2 separate regions of the Mus musculus genome follow, and region 2 is linked to region 1. The links are chromatin loops, found by intact Hi-C in ENCODE. Cell type or tissue: heart. All regions are shown on one strand.

Region 1 (4,000 bases):
CCAGTGCTCCTAATTGCCTTACCCCATGACCCAACTCCACCCTGACTCTGGGCCCCCATCACTCAATCGCCCCCAAAAAGCCCTCGTAGATCTCTCTCTTCTCACACAGCTCCTTTCATTAAGGTGAGAGTGGAGACCTCTTTTCCTTCCCATGGGCATCCATCTCTGAGGTGCTCCCTACCCGATCCTGCTCCTGCCTCTCAGAGGGTCCTGTTCCCTTTTCGTTGTTCTCGGGCAGGAAGTTCCCAAATGTTGAGGAGCAGTCAGACTCCCCATCTATCCAGCTCCTGGAGAAGAAGAAAGAGGCCAAGATCATGCAGGAGGCCATGGAACATAAGAAGGAGGTGAGGTGGGGAGTTGGGGGTGATAAGGGTAGGGGTTCAGGGTAGGGAATGGATTGGCTGAGGCTCGAGGTTAATGGATGGTGGGCCCTCGCTTTGGGGGTAGGGTGGCTACAACTGGTTCTGGACTCTTTCCTCCACAAAGAACAGAAAGGGTCTGAGTCTTGGGGGAACTAGGGTCATGGGATACTATACTAGGATCTCTGTACAGGATAGAGAGTGCAAACTACAAGTCCTTCTGTAACTACGTTTCATTTGAAGAGTTGGGGATTTAACTCCTAGCGACTTCTTTTCCACTGAGCTACATCATCAGCGTTCCAAGAGCCCCCCAGGCTAAAGGATAAAAAAACACTTTGGGCAAATGATGTTAGACTCTTTCTGAGAGCCCATGTCAGGTGGCTGGCTCTCTGACTTTCACCTTCTCACATGCCCTACAGGCATTCCAACGGAGAATGGAAACGCTGAACTTGCGCTGGGAAGAACTAGGTATTAAGGAAGAGCAGCTGAAGGCCCATATCCAGAAGTTCGAGCAATTCATCCAGGTATGAAGTGGGGTGACCTGCAGAAGGCAGAGACTTTACACTGCACTGGGCCAGGTGGTTCTTCCCCTCTACTTGACTTTGTGGGCTCCCCACGCTCCCGACCTCCGGGATTAAAGGTGTCTTCCCTGGTCCAGGAGTGCCTGATCTTTCCCAGGCATCTTCTATATTCTATCTACCTCTATCTGAGATGTCCCGTTTACCTGCCAGTCTCTTCTCTCTACTTGACCCTTTCCTGTTTCCTTGCCAGTACCCAGGTGGCTGGGTGGACGAGTGGATCTGATGGATACAGAAGTGAGTCAGGGGCTTGGTCACTCCCTCACTGTATCCCTCCCTCTTTGTCCTTGCATTGAAAGCAAGGGACAGATGAAGGCAGGAAACCATTGCAATGAAGGACCATGAAACAAAAAGACTAGTAAGAGACTCAAGAATCTTGACCTTGGGTTAGGGAGTTAAGCAATGCCCCCTTTCTTCCTTCTAAGATCTCAGTGATCTGGAGGAACCAATGAGTACAAATGGGTAGTGATAAGCAGGAGCAAGAATGTGTGCGAAAGTGTGCTAAAGCAGCCACACTGGAAGATTTGTACAGCGCGGATGATGGCTTCCATGCTTACATAGATGTCGCCTCTCCCCTAGTTCTTCCCCACCTATAGGGAAGCTGGAGCTGAACTCTATTCCATTAACTTGAAGGGTTCTGACAAAGGGCCCAGTGGTGTGGCGCCTCCAGCCCTGGGACCCACCTCAGAATTCTCCACCACCTTCTCCAGGTACTTGTTCTCCAGGTACACTCTAACGCCTCCCAGAGACACTAGGGACACACGCAACTAAGGCACACTTGCATCCAACTGGTTGGAAGGAGTGGCTGAGGACTCAAGTGAGGGTCCCCTGGTCCTTCCCCACCCCTTACAATGAGGGAGCACCAACAGTCAGCCAGCCCAGCTGTGATGGATCTTCTGTGGCTGGGCCCTAGAGATGACAGCAGTTTGGCTCAGAGGATGGCCCTCTTCATCAGTACTTAGAGGAATGATTTGAGCTGGCAAGATGGCTCCGTAGGTGAAAGCACTTACCGCCAATGCTGAGAGCCTGAGCTAGACCCCCTGGGACGTACTTGCATGTTAGAAAAAAAAGAGAATTGACTCCCCCCGAGTTTTCCTCTGATCTCTGGGCGTGCACTGAAGCATGTTCACAGGCATACACGTGCATACACAAAAATAAATAACAATGTAAACAAAACAAAAGCCTCACTCAGACTTGTTGGCCAGCAATGCTCCAGGACCAGCAGTAGAGAAGTCCTGAGGAGTTGGGAGCTGTTGCAAGGAGGGCTCACTGCTGCCCTCTCCTGGAGGAACCCTACTTGTAAGGTCCCTCATTCTATGCACAACTGGGCAGAGCAGGGATGTCAGTGTTCTGAGATACAGTCCTCCTGGACCAGAGCAAAGTTGATGGAGTATTGAAGAGGACAGGAAGTCTGAGAGTGAAGGACTCTCCAAATGACTTCCAGGAAGTCAGAAGCTGTGGAATCTCATGGTACTCTTCACAAATACAGACGCTGGTAACTTCTTCCTTCTTCTGCCTCTAGCAGGTCTCAGGTTGAGACCAGACACCTATAGGTGTTTAAAAACTTTCTAGGTGATTCATATATGACTGATTTGGGATTCCCCGGGCCTCTCTGGTGCTTTGGAGCAGGGCACATATCTGGTGCGTCTCTCCATCCCCCCTAAATGTCCCCACTATCCTTGTTCATCCATGAGGAATCATGGGGGCCCATGACAGGAGAAAAGAGACACCTGGTGACACCTGGTCAAGTGCAAGGGGTTGACTTGCACTGGTCCTGATGCTGCAGAAAGAAGAGGCAGGGTCAGTAGCTGAGCCTCATCCCTCCTGCGTGCAGAATTCAGTTACCACTGTCATCTCCTCTAGCCCTGGTCGATGCCAGTCTGGACTGTCAGAAGCATTTAACATATGGTTCCATTACTACTGTCATGGACTTTGTAGGAAGAGAGGGCTACCACCTTTCAGCGAACAGCTGGAGAAACAGAGGTACTATGTACCAAATCAGGAGACCATGTGGAATTCCCAGTCCCGGCTGAGCCATCTGCCCTGTGACAAATGGCCACCACTAAAATCAGAAAGCGCAAAAGCTCTGCCAAAGGCTTCCTGCTTCCACTCAGTCTTTGTTGGCTTTCTTGGATGCAAGCTTGATCTTCCTCCACCTCCCTCTTTCTGTGTGTTCTCTTCCCATCCCCGCCCCCCTATGAAGCCCAGAGACAAACTCCCACAGAAGCAGAATTTCCTGCTTGTCCTTCCTAAGGCCACCTCTTGACCTTGAGCTGAATTACTGAACTCACAGCCTCCTCAGGCCACAGAAGCCCCTCAGCTTTACTAAGTCCCTTCACTTAACGAAAACCTCACCAAGTCCTTTTCTTTCACACCCCGTTTCCAACATGGGCAACCCAGCAAGCTCTGCCTGCCCTCTGGTGATCTGAGCTCAGCAGACAGAAGGGGCAAAGGGTATCTATCACCAGCCCCAGGTAGGCCAGGGTCTCGGGAGGAAAGGGCGAACAGCTTGCCTGATTTACACGCCTTCCTCATCCCAGGAGAACGACCAGAAACGGATCCGAGCCCTAAAAAAAGCCAACAAGGAGCGTGAACTGAAGCGACTGCGCCTGCGGGAGCTGGCCAAGGCCAAGCAGGAGATGATGGCGCTGAGGCTGGAACACCAGAAGCTGAGTGTCAAGCTGCAAGACTACGCCATCTTCAACAAGTACCTGGAGAAGGTGGTGGAGAACTCTGAGGTGGGTCCCAGGGCTGGAGGCACCACACCACAGGGCCCTTTGTCAGAACCCTTCAAGTTAATGGAATAGAGTTCAGCTCCAGCTGGCTAGGGTTTAGGGGCCCTTGGAATAGTTATCCTGATCTGGGGAGGGGCAGTGGCCCTGGGAGATGGATGGCCAAGCCCCCTCCAACCACCCCACCTACTATGAGATTGGGTGGGGCTCTCAAAGCAGGAGGCTGTGCACATCCATACCTCTATATGTGGGTTGTGTGTTTACATCTGTGTTTGTGTATGTCTGAGAGAGAGAGAGAGAGAGAGAGAGAGAGAGAGAGAGAGAGAGAGAG
Region 2 (4,000 bases), 130 kb after region 1:
GTTCAAGGCCAGCCTGGGTAAATTACTGAGACACTGTTGGGGATATAGCTAAGGGGTAGGCAGGCTTCCTGCTTCGCATGTACAGGCCCTAGGTTCAGTCTGTAGTACTTCTAGATAAATATGAAACCAATAAGAGTAAAGGAAAGATGGACACATCACATTATAGAATCTTACTTCTAGTTTAAATGCAAATAAAGAGATGAGAAAAGTTTTAGAATGTGTTGAATTGTGTGGTGGTTGACATTAAAAGCTTTTACGTTTGGATCAAAATGAGTTATAGATTTGTTGAGTCCTTCATTTGAACCCTGACTTTGGACGATGATTTATGGAAGCCTTTTTTTTTTTTAATAGAGTGTCTTGTGAGGTGAGAATTCAAAGAGTACCCCTTTAACTGAGTCTGGGAGCCCTTGTTTCAGCTGACACTGTTGCCTCTCTATGCCTGGATTGCTATAGAGAAGGAAAGTTCCCAGGAGAACTGTTGAATAGGCTGGGGATAGGCTCTCCTATACATGATTCTAATTTCCTTTAAAAGGAGAAAATATTGCAGTCTTCTGAGCATAGTGTGCATACCAGGAAAGAGTGTAGAACCTGTTGTTATTTAATGTATTGAGATCAGTTTAAAGCGATATGAATACAGATGCACTATTAGTTTGGACTTATCAGCAGACAGAAGCACAGTGGAGAGTTCGTCAGACAGTTGAGGCTCACACCATCCTATAACCCCCTGTGTGACCCTTGCTAGGTTGTACTGGAGCTGCTGACAGATGTGTGAGTTGCCTGGGCTGCTCAGGTGTGTACCAGAGGGATGTGTCCTAATTAGCATCCCTACCCATATATGTGAGGATGCAGGCTGTGTGCCTGCAAAGTTGGTGGGTGACATGAGTCTGGTAGAAGTACATCTGAGAAAAGTCATTGAAATTTTAAATCTTCCCAGGCAGAAAGGAGAGTTGGCTCTACTATACCAGCTTACAAAAATAGATGCTATATGTCTTGTGAATGGTTTCCAAGTCAGCTTGACAAATACAGAAGAGGAAGATATGAGGAATATGTGGTCTGCGAGCATATGATAGTGTTATCGTGACTAATGCTAGAAAGGACAACTCATTGAAAATTGCTATTAGCCATAATAATTTGTGTTTTAAATTATAATATGTATTTGTATTTATCCTATTATACTGAGGCACAAAGAAATTAAATAACTTGACCAAGAACATGTAGGTTGATAGTGTTATCGTTACTAATGTAGAAAGGACAACTCATTGAAAATTGCTATTAGCCATAATAATTTGTGTTTTAAATTATAATATGTATTTGTATTTATTCCTATTATACTGAGGCACAAAGAAATTAAATAACTTGACCAAGAACATGTAGGTTGTTAAAAGTGTGAGATAGAATTAAAAACCTGACATATTTTCTGTGTTTTGGTTTTGAAATCGGGTCTCTTTGTAGCCCAGGGTGACCTGAAACTCACAATCTTCCTGTTCCATCCCCTGGATGCCTATCATGGGCTTGAGCGTCCACACGTGGTGGCTGGCTACTGGAAACATTCTTACCCACACCACGTGGGATGCTTATATACTGCAGGACACAGGGGAGAGGGCCAGTAACACTCACACCAGGCTATCAGGTTAGGCCCATATACCATGTGGACAGAGAGCCTCAGAGGGGACCATGTGGATAATTCAGAACATAGGGTACCTCTCAACTTTTATGTTATAATCAGTCCCCCATTTAGTCTGTCAAGATCTTTTAAAATTCTGGATTCTTCCATCAGTTAAATATCCTAGTTTTATGTCTTGTATAACTATTCTGGGCACATGTTTTGCAACATCAGATTTACTGACAGAAATGGTAAAAGGTTTTGTTTTTAAGAAATATAAGGGCCAGAGAAGTGGCTTAGTGGTTAAGAATGCTGACTGCTCTTTCAAAGAAACCAAGTTCAAATCCCAGCACCCACATGGTGGCTGACAATTCTGGGGCATCTGATGCCCTCTTCTGGCCTCCATGGGCACTGCATGCACATGGTGCCCCACATACACACAGGCAAAACATTTATCTATACATATAAAATAAAAATAAATAAATCTAAAAAACAACAACAAAAACAAACCTTGTTTGTTTTTTTTTTTTCCTTAGGTTTGGAGTCTAAGGGACACCATGTTAGTAAAATGCAGAGTGTCCTTAGCACATACTAGTTGCTCAATAAATATTTGTTGAATGAATGGGCAGAAGCAAAGCTCTTGGTTGTGAATTCAATTGTAAAAAAGTCACGTTTAGTAGAAGCTTGGGGCAGCAGTATTGGCACAGCCAGAGACTAAAGCAGTTTTTCTGAAGACTAGATGCAAATAAGAAAGACGCAAGGGAACTTGTGAGCGAGAGGTGGAGACATGGAGTCTTCTTCAGGTTCTATGATAGAAATGATAATTTGGAAAAATATACCTGAGCTAAAGAAAAGACTTAGACCTGCCAGACAGGATATTGAACGGGGAGGTGTTATATACCTCGTCTTACATAGTGTGACAGACAGGCCAAGGTCAGAGGATCTTCATGGACAGGAATCATTACTATTAGACCTCATTTGTAGTGCTGAGACTCAGAAACCAAAGGCCGAAGCACCGAGGGCTCCCTGTGTATATAATCCTCTGAGGTCAGTCGGCCCACCTTCTGTACCGGCTCTCTGTCATCTGGCTCCCCTTCCCTTGTTCCTGACGCCGTCTCCTTTGGCCAGCGCTGCTGCGGAGCTCCTGATCCAGCTGCACAGTGGCCTCAGAGGCTCCTTTTTGGTGTACATAACGATTTAAGTGCATGCTGCTTTCTTGGAGTCTTAGAATGAAACCCAAATGTCTCGTTCTGCTGGGTAGCTTAGTTGTATTTGAATCTGTGTTGGCTGTCCCCTCTCCTTCCTTCCTTCCCTGGCAGGCTAATGGAGCCCAGGTTGTCCTTGCACTCAGTGTAGCCAGGGATGGCTTTGAACTCCTTATCTTCCTGCTTCCCTTTTCATTTTGCTTCAGGTAACTCCCAGTCTCTGATGAGCCAGCTTACCCAGATGTTCTGCTCAGTGTGCCTTGATTTTTCTTCCAGGATTTAATTGGTTCTTGGACATTTTCCTTGAAAATATCATTTGAGCCCACTCATTGAAGATACCCTACAATTGAAACCCCGTGTTCTAGAAGATGGGAGTTTTGTCCTTAACTTCTCTTATATCTCTACTAAACTTTTTCTTCTGTACCCTGGGAAAGCTATGTCCTTCCCCCTCCCCTCAAAGCTCTCTTCTTGGTTCCCCTCATTCTTCAAGCTTTGTTGTGACCCTATGATAGGAGACACAGAGTTTTACATGACCTCCTCCCACCATGAAAAGGCTTCATCTAACTTGTGCCACCAATTTCTGAGGTGACATTGCAGACATTTTCATCTTATTGAATCACCAGGTTTTCATTCTATTCTATTACAATGCCCTTCTAGGAAGACTAAAATCTATGCTTGCTTCCTGTGGGTCCCTGTGTAGCTGTCCCTCAGTGTGGTTCATGCTCTCTCCTAGCATCGGTCTTCTCATACCTGCCTTTGTTACACCTGTTTGCCAGACTTCTCCTGCTGAATGAATTGGGCTGTCTGTACCTCTTGGCATTCTTACTTGGGCTGCTGGTTCTCTGGGAGTCATGTTCATACAAGTGAACAGACTGACCTTGCTGGAAATTCATGACTGAAGTGACTCTGCCCTTAGGACAACGTGCCAGCTCTACCTGGAGAGAGATGATTGACAGTCTCTGTCATGACAGTTTGGGGGCCCTGTGTGCTTTAGACCTCTGGCTCCTTACGTGTCCTTCAGCTTCCCGTATACCAAGTGATTTCTCATTTCTGAGAAACTAGAAGTCACCAGTAAGCTGATTGTCCCCACTAGATGTACAAGCCATCTCCTGTTGTGCCTGTTGCCATCCAAGGCTAGTCCTGCCATCCCTTCATCTCTCCTGAATCACTACCTGCTGCCTTGCTTTCAACA

The links. A loop is a pair of places that touch in the nucleus more often than their neighbours do. Peaks named below come from ENCODE experiments on the same cell type or tissue, not always from the same donor. Only the 100,000 strongest peaks of a DNase experiment are listed, where the experiment ranks them.
Region 2: a loop joins it to region 1, with 2.6 times the contacts of the local background. A loop is called at or near these places in 18 of 42 quality-filtered maps.

What each region holds. Positions count from the first base shown.
Region 1 is chr11:68,587,399-68,591,398 of GRCm38, forward strand. Ccdc42 (coiled-coil domain containing 42) reads left to right here. Exons shown (of 7, transcript NM_177779.3): 2 at 239-344; 3 at 779-883; 4 at 3,478-3,675. Among named protein-coding and RNA genes, the nearest start is that of Ccdc42, 2.4 kb to the left of the region's middle. In heart, a CTCF peak has its summit at 2,217 (motif pointing left); a DNase peak (open chromatin) is centred at 2,203; H3K27ac peaks cover 2,325 bases.
Region 2 is chr11:68,722,320-68,726,319 of GRCm38, forward strand. All of the region lies in intron 3 of Myh10 (myosin, heavy polypeptide 10, non-muscle), which reads left to right. Among named protein-coding and RNA genes, the nearest start is that of Myh10, 32 kb to the left of the region's middle. In heart, a CTCF peak has its summit at 2,006 (motif pointing left); no DNase peak of the experiment used is centred here.